Regions from separate parts of the Homo sapiens genome. Here region 2 is linked to region 1. A link is a contact called in ENCODE Hi-C or POLR2A ChIA-PET data. All regions are on one chromosome and are shown on one strand. The core of a region is the stretch at or near the end of the contact, and the rest is flanking DNA. Distances in the headings are between cores, read along the strand shown.

The links. Hi-C counts contacts between places; a loop is a spot of excess contacts on that map. ChIA-PET counts read pairs that join two places held with the same protein, here RNA polymerase II (POLR2A). Pooled maps may share reads with other maps.
Region 2: a map of dorsolateral prefrontal cortex shows a loop between it and region 1 (3-fold over the local background). The contact joins two enhancer-like sites. A Hi-C loop is called at or near these places in 2 of 168 maps with a recorded cell type or tissue (dorsolateral prefrontal cortex and ovary) and 2 of 50 pooled maps. POLR2A ChIA-PET finds 5 or more read pairs at or near these places in 1 of 52 experiments (OCI-LY7).

Annotation. Positions count from the first base shown.
Region 1 is chr5:124,122,518-124,129,694 of GRCh38, forward strand. All of the region lies in intron 4 of LINC01170 (long intergenic non-protein coding RNA 1170), which reads right to left. Among named protein-coding and RNA genes, the nearest start is that of LINC01170, 310 kb to the right of the region's middle. Within about 2 kb of position 5,539, at least 4 of the 41 ENCODE cell types and tissues checked have a DNase peak (open chromatin) inside an H3K27ac peak, as active enhancers do; they include dorsolateral prefrontal cortex, where a contact is called at or near this core.
Region 2 is chr5:124,158,594-124,165,030 of GRCh38, forward strand. All of the region lies in intron 4 of LINC01170 (long intergenic non-protein coding RNA 1170), which reads right to left. Among named protein-coding and RNA genes, the nearest start is that of LINC01170, 280 kb to the right of the region's middle. Within about 2 kb of position 4,343, at least 5 of the 41 ENCODE cell types and tissues checked have a DNase peak (open chromatin) inside an H3K27ac peak, as active enhancers do; they include dorsolateral prefrontal cortex, where a contact is called at or near this core.

The sequences.
Region 1 (7,177 bases), core at 4,289-6,788:
TTTTTCCAACGTGCCATGCTATCTCTCTCAACAGTGTCTTTCCACACATGTTCTTCACTCTCTTGGAATATTTCTGTTTGTGAATGGATCTTGTACAGCAATACTTAGAGAAGGTCTCTAACTCAGAACTTTATAAAGACAGCATCATTAATTGAGAATGACTAAATAATACTTTGAAAAGAGAGCTAACTATGTTAGTTTAATGGGCAATTATTATAAGCACGAATAGACTATAAACAGCTGTATATGCCAAAGCTACCAAAAATATATGGTAATCCCGCATGCACTAAAGTGTTGCTAGTTGTGGTTTTGAGATAATGTAGCTTTATATTTTACACTAAAACAATTTAAATGTGCAATTTGCCATCATATTTGCAAACAGGTTCAGAAGTGGTTTAGTCTGCACAAAATAAAACCTGTGGCAAAGCTGATAGAATAACAGTGCCACGGTGTCACAGTTCCTGAACCATTGAAGAGGTATGGAAGACCAGGGAAGATTCACAATGATCTAAAGCTGTTTAGTTTTCAAATTGTATGCCTTCCAGAACCTTTGTGTGTTTTTGTTTTTTCCTTTAATCTCCTATTCTCTAGGAGATCTCAATCTCGTCAAGGTGATTTTACCAACCGAAATACTTTTTAGGGATATAACTCCTTAGACAGAAGTATTGTTGGAGAGGCTGAGACACCTTTTCCAAAAGTAGCAGCATTTTTTTTTCAAAAACAAAAACCAAATATGCAGATATGATATAAAGACTAGGATGAAGAAAATATTACATGAAGCAGAATGAAATACACCATTGAAAGCTCAAATCTGAAGAGATACAAAGGATGGTATCTATCTTCTAGTTCTAGCTCCTTCATAAACATCAAGCAAATAATTCTGGCTCCTGACTCTAAGGCCCTACCACCTAATCTCCCTACTACCCAGTTTTACTTGCTGTAATATTAAGACCAAGCTAAGCCCCTGCTCTAGTCGGCAAGAAATTTGTGGTAACACCTTCTCGTTATGGGAAAGACTCTTCCCTGGTGTGACTAAGGGATATATCTCTGTCTCACCTACTCATCATCAGATCCCGACCCATACCTTCTGCTTTCCATGTGCATGCTCTGAATTGGCAAGACTTTGAATGCAAATCATAATTCTCAGTCTTTTCATGTGCAGTTGTTCTAAGTTGACTTGAGGGCAGAGTCTCAGGACCCTAAGCATTTGTAATTAATAGTTTTTGCAGAGATTTCTGCAATAACAGCAATGAAAAAGCTGAATTTTTATTCAGTGTGTCCCTTAAAATTCTGGTTGTGATGCCATGACCTGGGAAATGTCCCTCTCCAGTTCCATGTTTTCTAGGCTTAGTAGCTCTGAGTAACACAGGATCTGTGAGAGGATTTTATTTTAAACTCTGGCTTTTGGACAGGGTTATACCTTCCTGGTTGTTTCCTGAATAAACCTTCCCTGATGCCCAGAATCATGAATCTTATGGTACTTTGTTTCTATCATATTTAAAGTGCATTTATTCTATTCTGTGACCAAAATAACCCAGAGTTTTGCTCACTTTTTTTTTTTTTTTACTGTCCATGCCCAAGTATGAGCACTGCTGTGTATATATACATCTCACTGAAATAACTGGATTTATAGTGTTTGAGAGTCCACCACTTACCCGCAGCTGTGCTTCCACCTATGGCAAGGGTAATTCATAACAACAGCAGTGGCGACACCCTGCTTCTTGGTTGCATGGATGTCTAATTAATCAAAAATTTCTGGGTGAAAAGATAGTCTCATGCTGTCTTTGAATTTTGCTTACCCTACCTTAGCTCTGCTCCTTGGCATGGATTTCCTAAATCCGGCATCCTTTCTGTGTGTAAAAGGGACAATCTGATATGGTGGTGATAAAGAAGGCAATGGAGAAAGCATTCTTTACGTTAGCTCTCCCCTGAAAGCCATTTAAAGTTTAAGATGTATAATGCCATGTTAAAAGGAGCAAAGCCTTTTTTGGCCATAGGATTATGAAGATAAACATAAAGAACTTATTGTTATTCTTTTGTAATTAGCATTAGCAAATTATTCCCCTTGTCTTTTCTTAAGTTTCTCAAATGGAACCTGTTTGTGATTAGGCTCTGTGCCAATTTGAATGGGCAACCTTCTAAAACATAAAAAAAAAGCTTTGTAACAGGAAGTCAGAATCTTAATAACACCGTGAGGAGTAGCTCTGTGATAAATCTGGTCCCAGAAACTAACAGTCAACTTTGCTTTCATAGTCCTAAGACTCACAAACAGACTATTTGCCAAAGTCTCAGAATGTCTGGAGGAGGATAGTAAGAGGATGACCCAGTTGGCAGCTTGGGTCATTTTGTATGAGGCCCTCTGTGAGTTTTCTTGGAATTACTAATACAAGTCAGGAGAAAAATAGATACCAGCACTTCAAGCCTTGTTTAGCTTGAATAGTCACAAAGGACTTTTTGCACTTTGTGTCTAATAGGCTTTGCTCTGAAAATCTTCGTCCATTGCTGTGCCAAATCCTGGCTCATGCCATATGTCATGCACAGCAATTACATTAGATAATAAACTGCATGTTCCCTTGATGTACCCTCCCCCAATCTCCAGTCAGTGACAGTGCCCTTAGAGAATGTCTGAGCTTTCATATTTGCAGAGAAACCCTCTGTTCAGACAGCAGAGGATTCATTTAATTTCAGCAACTGGCTATTACAGCTATATAAACATCTCTCTAGGCTTCCCAAATAAGCATGGCCTACATTCCCCACTTCCTTTTTTATTCAGGATAGGGAAGAATTAAAAAAGAAAAAAGCTAATAAATTTATATTAACAAATAAACAGACATAGGATACGCGCACACACACACACACACACTGCCCATATATATACTTATATCAGAAATATAAAATAACAGAAATTTTAGCCCTCCTCCTTAAGATGGTAGGAATATAAAATAATTTGGAAACAAGTGAAAATATTTGGGAAAGACTGGTGGGCCAGGAGTGTTTGTACATAAAGTTGCTGGTCCCAGGTGGTGATGCACTCAGGGAGCTGGAGGATCCGTTTTCCCTCATCAGGTATCGGGGGCTTCTCCACCTCCCTCTCAGGGGTGAACATAGCCAGCCAGGCAGCTTTCCCTGTGACCAGCGCCTGCCTCTCTGCAGATTGCAGTGTGAAGTGCCTTGTGGGTTTCATGTTCCCCTGAGTTGATTCAGGTGTAAGTATAAAACTGATGGCAGTTGGAGAAGGTCAGCATTACATATTCATTTTATTTTAAATAATTGATGATGTTTCCTGTCTCTGCTTACATTAATTGCTCTCAGGTGTTAGAAAATGACTCAGTGAGTTGCCTTTTAATATGCTTTTTTAGAAAGACAGTGTGTCTGCTCTTTGGAATACTAAAAGCCGCATGTACTGTGCAGGACTTTCTAACTGGAGGTTAATAAAGGGAAATTAAACATATGCATTGATGCTCTCTGCTGTGTGGAGAGGGAGAGTGTGCCCAACTATGCACCCAAGGATGTGAGCCATAATTCTATCCAATCTTAGAATAAAACTCATGTTTACCCAGATTCTCCTGGTCAGATGTAGATGGGAAAGCCAATTTGATATTTTCTAAGGTGGTGACACTAATAATGGAGTATAAAATACAAAGTCATTTTTCACAATCAGTCCATAGAAAGATATTCTTTATCAAGTACAAACCACAAGTATTTTTTCAATGAATGCAGTTATCCAAAGGAATAGGATGCCATTTTTAAAAATTGATCATACGTATACAGAAGAGCCAAGTTCTTAAAACAATGTCGATTTCACTGCTTCTCAAAATATCAACGGCCTTACTTACAGTCATTTATAAAAAGGTGTGGGATTTTTTGGTTTTAAACATTGTTTGTAAAGAGAAGTTGGGCAAACAACATGGCTGACTCTAAGTCCGGCTCCATTTGCATATCCTGCATTGGTGTTTCTGTGAAGTACATTTATGATGCCTATTAAAGAAAATCAAGAAACTTCTAAAACACTTTTCTTTGATGCATGCATCTAGAGTAGGACATGAATCAAATTCAAATGGAATCAAGTCAATCAGGATGAGTCTCAGAAGCACACCTGGCTTTTGAGAAAGAGTTAGTTGCTTTGGGGGGTATCCTAGGGGGAAGCATCTTACTTGGGGTGTCATCATCCAATCAGTAGATGTCTGATGGCTCTGTCCAGCAGTAGCAGTCTCAAACCCCACTGTGAAAAGAGGGGCTTCCTCCTATTTGTCTCTTCGATTTGAAGTTTATACAGGAAGAAGAGCAAGAGAATCATAAATAACATTTAAATTTAGGAGCTACACTTTTTAAGTTTTCAAGAAGACAGCAACTGTAACCAAAAGAGCTTTGTTCTCAGGCTAAATTTTGATTGATTAGGAAGCAGGACATTCTCTAACCATTGTAAACCATAACCTAATCATTAACTTTGTGAAGTTAATATTCAGCACTGTTTTTTTTTTTTTTTTAGATGGGGTCTCGCTCTGTCACCCAAGCTGAAATGCAGTGATACGATCATAGTTTACTGCAGCTTCAAACTCTTGGTCTCAAGGGATCCTCCCACCTCAGTCTCCTGAATAGCTACAACTACAGGCACACACCACCACACTCGGCTAATTACGTTTTTTACATTATTTTTTGTAGAGACAGGGGTCTCACTTTCTTGCCCAGACTGGTCTTGAACTGCTGGCTTCAAGCAATCCTCCCACCCCAGCCTCCCAAAGTGTTGGGCCTGCCTGGCCATATACAGTACTTTATACCGCATTGACCTATACAATCATTTACATGTGCACAAAATATGTGTGCAACATGCAGAGCTATAGCCAGGTGTGTGGTTGTGTGCAGACACATGCATATGCAGACAGAGGCGCACACACACACACACACACACACACACACACACACCAAGTCAGTACACCAGCTGTTCAGCATTATTTACAATATATTGGAATCACCGCTGACCTAAAGAGCTGAAGAAAATAACAGGCCATATTTTCAGCTTAGTAAAACCCTGCAGTAGGGAGCCCTTTATGAACAATTACAAGCATTTGCTGGAAATACATTTGCTGATTTAACAAACTGGGTAGGACAAATGTTTAACATGCTGTCGTAATGATGTTCAGATGCTTTTCTTAGTATTCGCTGATCTGAGATAATGCGTTCTTGCCCAATCATGCTACAAAGAAGCAGCGGAAATAAATAAATAAATAGATGTAATGTGATGCGCTCTCACAATAGCAGAGCTGCTGACTGCCCCTGACAGATGGGAGAAAAAAAAAGTCAATATGATGTCTGAGACAGCCCAGGCTCGGCACTGCAGAATAAATTACATGATTCGCTGAATGCCTGGGCTTCGCTCAGACATACAAAAAAATTGGAAAGATAAAAGCTTGCATTGGCTTCAGATGATATTTACTGCTTGATGGATTTACTAGCAGCCCCAGTACAGTCATACTGTATTGAATTATTGGCCTCTATTTAGCTGTGTGTCCGTCGGAGCTTGAGTGTCCATTTAAGCGTAAGTGAGCTGGAGGCCCGCCAAGTCTCTCAGAGGCTCTGGGTACAGAGGAAGACGCAAGCTAATGGCCACCAGCTTGAATAACAGGGAGCTTGAGGATACTGGGGTAGGCAACAAAGCCCAGCTACAAAGTACTTTCTTATCAATATTAATGCCAAAATAAATATTAATGGAGGCTTCCCGGCATACCATTTTTGAATGTGCCCTGTTTTCTTTGTATTTTAACACAAATAGCTGGAAATGACTGTGTGATTTTTTTCTTTCCCTCTCCTTCACACTTTTTCTCCCTTTGAATCTAAGAAGGAATTTGGAAAAGACCATTAGCTTTACTGCTGCCCGTTGTCACAGCAGCAGTGTTTCTATAAGGCAAAGGAGGCAAATGAAATGCTGGCTCTAAGAGGTATACAGCTTCCAATAAAATATATGATTAGAATTGTAATGTGCAGTACATCAGCTATTGTTACAGAGTCTTTACTGCATTGTGCTATGGCAGTTCAATTGGGAAGGAGCCTTCCATGTACAAAGCGCCCGTTAGGAAAGTTGCATTGTTATCATAGCTTCAAAAAAGAAGGTGGTGTGTGGAACAGGGGATATGTGCAACTCTCTGTACTTTCCACTCAGTTTTGCCATGAACGTAAAACAGCTCTAAAGCATAAAGTTTATTAGTTAAATAGAAACACACAAACACACATATACACACAAAGAGGGTGCAGGCAGGTTGGGTTGCGGTGGAGGAACAAAGAGGGCTAAGTGTTGAAGGCACTGGATTCAGCTACCCAGGGCCTAAAGTGTGAATGAACTGTAATTTTTCATAGTTTGTGCACTATAGGGAAGAGGGAGTAACTGGGGAGATGGGCCAGTCAAAGAGAAAGTCAGGGTCTGGCTCATCATTATTTATGGGAAAGATTAGGGGAGGGTTACTGCACAAGGATCCAGAGTGAGACCCACAGCGAGAGTTCTCAGACATCTGTGCAAGGCAACTGCTTCCATGAGCAGCACCAAGAGACCACATGCTCCAGGAAGATGCACATGGAGCATGCCAGCTGACTAAGTGTGCAAGGCCGGCTTCAGGAGGGTCTCCATGCTCTGGCAAGAGCAGGCACAGCCTCCAAGGCCAGAAACCCTCCCTGCATCGACTTGCCATGCAACCCTGAGCAAATCACTTAATTTCTTTTGTCCCTATTCTCTATCCTGTAAAATAGTTGATGATATCATAATAACAATGAACTACATTACAACATATTTAATGGATCAGGTGGAGTATGGATGACAAAAAGGTGAGCAGTGTTTCAGCAGTGTTAAACTTTTGGAGTGCATTTATGATCATTCTCACATTTATTCTCTCCACAGAACAGTGCATGGGTCTTGCTATGCCCATTTTATAGAATAGAAAAGTGAGGCACAGCTACTTAACCCAGGTCGCACAGCTAGATCACAGAAACACTAAGACTGGCCCCTAAGCCTCCCTTCTGATATACTTTCTGAACTATGAAACTTGAAAAGTCACCATCCCCTATTTGAACAGCAGGAGTAGGCACAGGTGACCCAGTGGACCCAGAAGTGCATCACTACCCTGAACTTGACTTGCTGCAGGACCTCTGATCACATCCCCTAAGTCCCTGGCCCTTCTCTCCAGCTCAG
Region 2 (6,437 bases), core at 3,093-5,592, 35 kb after region 1:
AAACCATGAGTTAATAGTGGCAGGCTGTTTCTGTGTGATACTTCACCTTCAACTGTACATGAGAAGAGGAGGCTTAGAAACAACATTAGTAAGCAGAATAAAATAATGTGTATTTATTGTGATTTAAAGAAATCATAGGAAGTAGCCAATTAGTAGATGTTGGAATTAAGGTCACACAAATAGAAATTGTTGCTGTATGAGCCCTCCACATTAGACTGGACTCTTAATTTGTACATTATGTACCCCCTCCTCATCTCTAGATTATTGGGGTTCAGGTGAAAAGAGATCACATTCATGGGAAGTCCTCCCCACCACCTCTTTCCATGTCAAAGTCTTTCTGTCTACCTCAAATACTGCTACTTCCCTGAAGCCACCCTGCCTTCACTCTATCAGAATTATTTTCTTGAAGCCTCTGCTTTGTTCCTTATAGACTTTGCAACTCTTTCATAGCACATACACATTTCATGATGAAGTTATTGCCTGTCTGTCCCCCTTAATTAAACTGAAAGACAAAGTCCATGACTGATTATCTTTGTATCTTCCACAGCACAAAGCACATTACCTTGCACAGAATTGGCATTTGATATTATTTAGTTGACTGAATTTAAAGAGGTCATAAAAATGATCATGGAATTTTCAGAGTAAATACATTTAGCTAGATAAAATAAGGTGTATTTCGTCTGCTTTTAAAAAGTCATAGAAATAGTTCCCAAAGAGGATGTTAGAGTTACCCAGTTTCAGCCAGGATTTACCTAGATCAGAAGCCCAGATCTGCACAGTGTCTTCAGTATATTTAAATGTATTTGAAAAGCATGATTCAAGATCATCATCCTCTCCATCCTGAGAGTTCAAAATATAGTACTTTATATTTATATGTAGCGGCCACACATCTTTTTACAATCACTGTGGTTTTTTGCCCTTCTTTCATTTTTACTTATAGCTAGAAAGTTTTTGATGAAATAACTTGAGTTAAATAGTCTTAATTGATGTCTAATCTCCAAGTGATCAGATCTATTCAAAAGTCTACTACTGTAGACATTTTAGTGGCAGAAATGCATAATTAAACATCTGTCCCTAAATATATAATGCACAGAAAGTAAATAAAATAGAAATTAATGTAAGTATTTTTTAAACTTGGTAAAAAAATCCATTTATTTATGGAAACAATTGAATCATACCATTATTGTAATCAACTTTATAATGGTATGATCTTTTGATCCCTTCTCCCCAAATTAGATAATACATAGACTTAGTTATATTCAGATGTATTTATACAAAGATAGTGCAGTGTGTTTTTATTCTATAGCAACCTATGTCTTAAATGTATACATAAGTTTATAAAGTATATCTACCTTGTATGTAATCTACCTCTAGGGAAGTCATATTTTTTTATTTTTCTCAAATGTAAAGATAAACGAGACAATTTAGAAGTCAGTAATGAGCAGTTAGTAATTTAGGAATGACTAACAGTATCTTCAGCTACAATTTTGGAATCTGAAAACTGCTAGGATCTAGGGAGCAATTTTATTGGCCATTAAAATGTTCTTAAGTTGTCCTATAAAAATATAAAGTTTCTACTGATAAGCAGAGCTATTAGTGGTCAGCTTAATTTTAAACAAATTTAAATATATTAATTTTCCTACTAAATATTTAATTATGTATGCTGATGACAGCAAAGTGATTCTACAGACTAGAATTATCTTGGGGTAATCAAAGCCTCAGGAAAATGAAGGAATTTTGATTGTGGCTGGCTCTTTTAACTCGGAGTAGCTATTTATTTTTTTACAACATAAAAAGCCTGTTTTCTTGCTAGCTGGGCCACATGGGAAATTCAACAGTTTCAGTTCCAGTCAAGAAATATGCATTAGGCACCTTCTACAAGAGAAGTCAGTATAGCACAATGGTTAACAATATGGCCTCAGGACCTAACTGCCTGCTCAGACCCTTGCTTCACCCACTTGGTACCTGGTTGATTGCCAAAGTTACTTAACAACTCTGTGCCTCAGTTTCCTTATCTGTAAAATAGGGATGCTGGTCGTTACAGTACCCATATCATCAGACAAAGTAAGTTTAAAAAAAAGTGCATGAGCTTCTTTAAAAAGTTTTGATGTAAGAGTGCTTGATAAATGTCAGCTGTTGTAATGTGAAAGGCACTGTGTTTGGTGCTAGGCTTACAGGATAAATACAACACAATCTCCTTCCATAAAACAAGGCAATTCTGCAAACCTCAGGCAAATGGCCATCAACTTGGTCTTCATAAAACCACCTGGGAGCACACTACAGGACCACTCTAAGAGGAAATGATGACTTTGTACTTCCAACTTATATACTTTCCTTATATCACAAGTTCCTAAAGAACTTAGTCTTGAGGAAAGAGCTAATTTGAATCTTAAGAAGAAATAACTTTCCTTCTGTTGGTGTTCAGCAGCACCCCAGAGAAAGACATTCCCCAGGAATTACTTTTCTGGTCTGTTACTGTTATAATTGGTTTCCAAGTGTTACCGATCCTTCTCACCAGAAAGTGGCTGGAAAACAATAATTCATTTCTAGTCCTTTCCCACTTGAGACAGAATTTGAGTTTATAAATTCAGCCTTAAAAGATCAATACACACTTCCAAGCCAGCATATCCTCTCATCTTAAAATGGGTTTGTTTTTTATGTATAAAAAGCCAGTGGCTTAACTGAGTAGACACTATCATTTTTACAGGGCTAATTGCATTTGGATAGGGCCCTGGGGGAGGGGAGTGGTGGGCTACGGTAGGCACAGGTAGATGGGGGACATCTGGCATTCTTTGGGAATTGTTGACATTTTGCTTTTTTCCTCTGTCACTCGATAACCCTTCTTCTAACAGTGGTAGACATTCCAAGGTAGCTGGCTTGAGCAAACAAAGAGAACTTACTGGCTCACATTACAAAAAAAAAAAAAAATTCTGGATAAACTGCATTCAGGAGCAGCTGGACCAGACAGAACTCAGTAAGTATCAAGGCTCCATCTCTGCACACGACGGGTATGATGTCCCCTAACAGCCCCAGAGTCCCATCCTGCTAGCTTTGTAACGCCTGCAGAAAGACAAAATGTGCAACTTCTACCCATACCATCTCCCTTCTCTTGGACCATGTGCCCAGCCTTGGACTAATCTTTGTTTCCAGGCAGGTAGGGTACAAGTAAGTCATCTGCCCACCCTTAGAGCAGCACTATTGTGAACTAGATAAGAACAGAAGTCTGGAGACACAATACCCAGGTTTGGATCTCACTTTCACCACTTAACTAGCTGCGTGACATTAGGCAAATCATTTAGCCAAACTGTGCCAAACGGATTAAACTGAGTTTATACATGTAAGGCATTAAGACTAGCACCTGACACCTAATAACCACCGTGCTGACAACTATGATGAAGAGCAGAATGATGGTAGTGGGGATAAGGAGGAAGAAGATGCAGAAAAGGAGAAATCAGGGACTGGTAGCCCCACCAGAAGTACATGGACTAAAGGAAGGACGATCTTGAAAGGAACTCGGGTTCATGGCAGAAAACAAGAACAATGAAAACTAGCAATAACTAGCAGATATTTGTTTGTAGCCCCTACACCAACCTGTTATGCCCTGCTTTGTTCCCTAATAGAAGTCCACGTAGTTTGGGTGCTAGAAATATAAAACCTGGAATGTGATAAGTAAATCTCTGTGGATATCCTTGGTGTTATAAATGTGCTGCTTCTCTGCTTTTAAAAATAAAGCATTTGGGCCAGGCATGGTGGCTCACACCTGTAATCCCAGCATTTTGGGAGGCCAAGGCGAGCGGATCACATGAGGCCAGGAAATGGAGACTAGCCTGGCCAACATGGTGAAATTTTGTAAAAATACAAAAATTAGCCACGAGTGGTGGCATGAGCCTGTAATCCCAGCTACTTGGGAGACTGAGCCAAGATCGCACCGCTGCACTCCAGCCTGGGTGACAGAGTGAGACTCTGTCTCTAAAAAATAAAATAAAATAAGTAAAATAAAATAAAGCAAAACAAAATAAAATAACATCTTGACCTAGTAAAGGCATTGTTTAGGACTTCTCCAAATAACTTCCCATTTGTAATGCTCATCAATTTGTACATGACTAAAGGAATGATACGCATGATTGTGTTGCAGGATGGAAAAAACCTACCTCAGACATATCTTTTTAAAAAAAATAATGTCAATCCCCCCAAACTTCTTTCCTACAGGAAATGAACTGCACGTCAGCTGTGCAGGCAGGGAGAAAGGAGGTGGAAGAGGCAAGGGAGCAAGAAAGGAAGGAGGGAAGCAAAATAAACCCACTCCTGTGTAGAGCGTTGGAAATGTGGCACTAACAAAGACTTCCTGTTCCACATAGAATCAGCGCTGGCAGAGGCGGCATGCAGGGCTGTGGGTGTACTCAGCTGTGCAGAGCTGATTATAGAAGATGAAAGGGCTTGGCAATTTATTTCATCTCACACTGAAGCACTGCTGACAACTGAAAGTGAGGACAGAAGGATTCATTTGTTCAACTTCTGTTTTAAAAAACAGACTTCAAATGATACCACAGAGAAAAAGGAGGAAACGCTGCAGTGTAATAAAATGTCTATTTTTAAAAAACACACTAGCTGCAGCATTTTTATTTCATAGGTGGGTTTGAAGGCAAAGGGGTTGGCTTTTTTGTGGTTGTTATCAATTCCAGGGAATGTGACATGCACGCAGGATCAATTACTAATCAAATAGACCACGTTCACCTAATCTGACCAAAGCTCTCGTGTACATTCATCCTTGAGTCCAAAGATGAGTCACAGTGAGGAAAACCTAACCCTGCAGTGTTTAAATACTTCCTATGCAGGATCTTTATACTAAAACTGAATAAATGTATGATATATGATGGAGAATCTATTTTAAATTTTATAATCCTGGTCATCTTAATTTTTAGTTCACAAATTCAGATTTTCTTCATTTATCTATATGATTGCGTTTGCTTGAATTTTTGGAAGAAAATGTTATATTTCCTTTTAAATAAAATGTGTTATGACTTCTCATCAGCATATTTAATGTTTGAGAATGAGGAATATTTTTCAGTTCAAAGACTCATATAAATTATTGTGAAATCTAATCTACCTAGCAAAGTGGTCTTATCCCAAAAGATTTATAGAGATGGGTAATATCCCATACTGGTAGCACATTAGTTATTTATGATTAATATACAAATACAAATGTTAATGAAAAAGATTTTTAAAAAATTCTTCCTATAATCATTAAAATTAAACTATCAGTAACATGAGCATATTAGCCTTAAGCAATTTCTTAAGCAATTCAGGTAAATGATTGATTCCTTTCTTTGTAATTTATATCAGAAATTTAGTCATATTTACTATTTTAAATATAGGTTTTCTTTGGAGGAACACACCAGAGCAATAGAAATGGAAAAGATTACAGCTAAAATACATTCTCTAGCTCCCCTAGGCCTCTAGAAACCATTAAATTTAAGAGTTCATTTTCTAGCAATATATTTGGAGCACCTGCTGTGTGTCAGGCACTGTTTTAGGTACTAGGAATAACAGCATTTACCAGGAGCTTCTGTTACCAAGCTCACTGTGTGAGGCTGGCAGGTTTACCCTGTCTCACTCCAGGAACAACATCCACATAGACAACAATGTGAGGGGTCTGCCTGGAGTTGGGCAATGCACAGCCCTGCTTATGGTCTAACAGAAAATGTAGAAGTAAACTAACAGGAAATCAGATAAGAGTAAGAATTCAATGTAGAAAATAAAAACCCACAGGTAGCACCATAAAGGATAAGAAGAGGGGCCACATCATAAGAGATTTTAAGAACGGTCTTGCTAAGTAGTAGTATTTAAGCTGAGATTGGAATGATAAGGAAGATCTAGCTTTGTGAAGATCTGAGGAAGAACATTCTAAAGATGAAAACACAAGATGAGCCTGGCAGCCTCTGGGATCAGAGAGAAGACCTGAGCAACTGGAGTGCTGAGCCCAGGGGGAGCAGGGTGGGCCAAAGAAGGTCACAGGTAAGAGAGGGGCCACTCTTCAGAGGGGCTGACAAGCCAAGGAGTTTGACATCTTTCTAAGGACAAAAGGAAGCTCCTGGAGAGTCCCTTCCAATAAGGAGAATGATGTTGGAGTCTCATGTAGCACAAAAGCAGCCCAGCATGGGTGCTCCTGTTTTGTCCTGGATGATTCAGAGCCTCAGATGATGGGATCTGAAGATGAGAAGAGCAAGTAGGGAGATAAACTATAATTGAATGATGATTATTTCATTGAGGTTCTAATTGAAAAATTACAATCCAAACCATACAGAAGCAAACCCAAACCAGTAATATTACATTTGTTTGTCTGAATAATTATTTTTCAAAGACACTCAGACACCAAATTGTACATTTTTGCTCTGCTATAATGAATGGTACTGAAACAAAATGGAAGACTGAACATA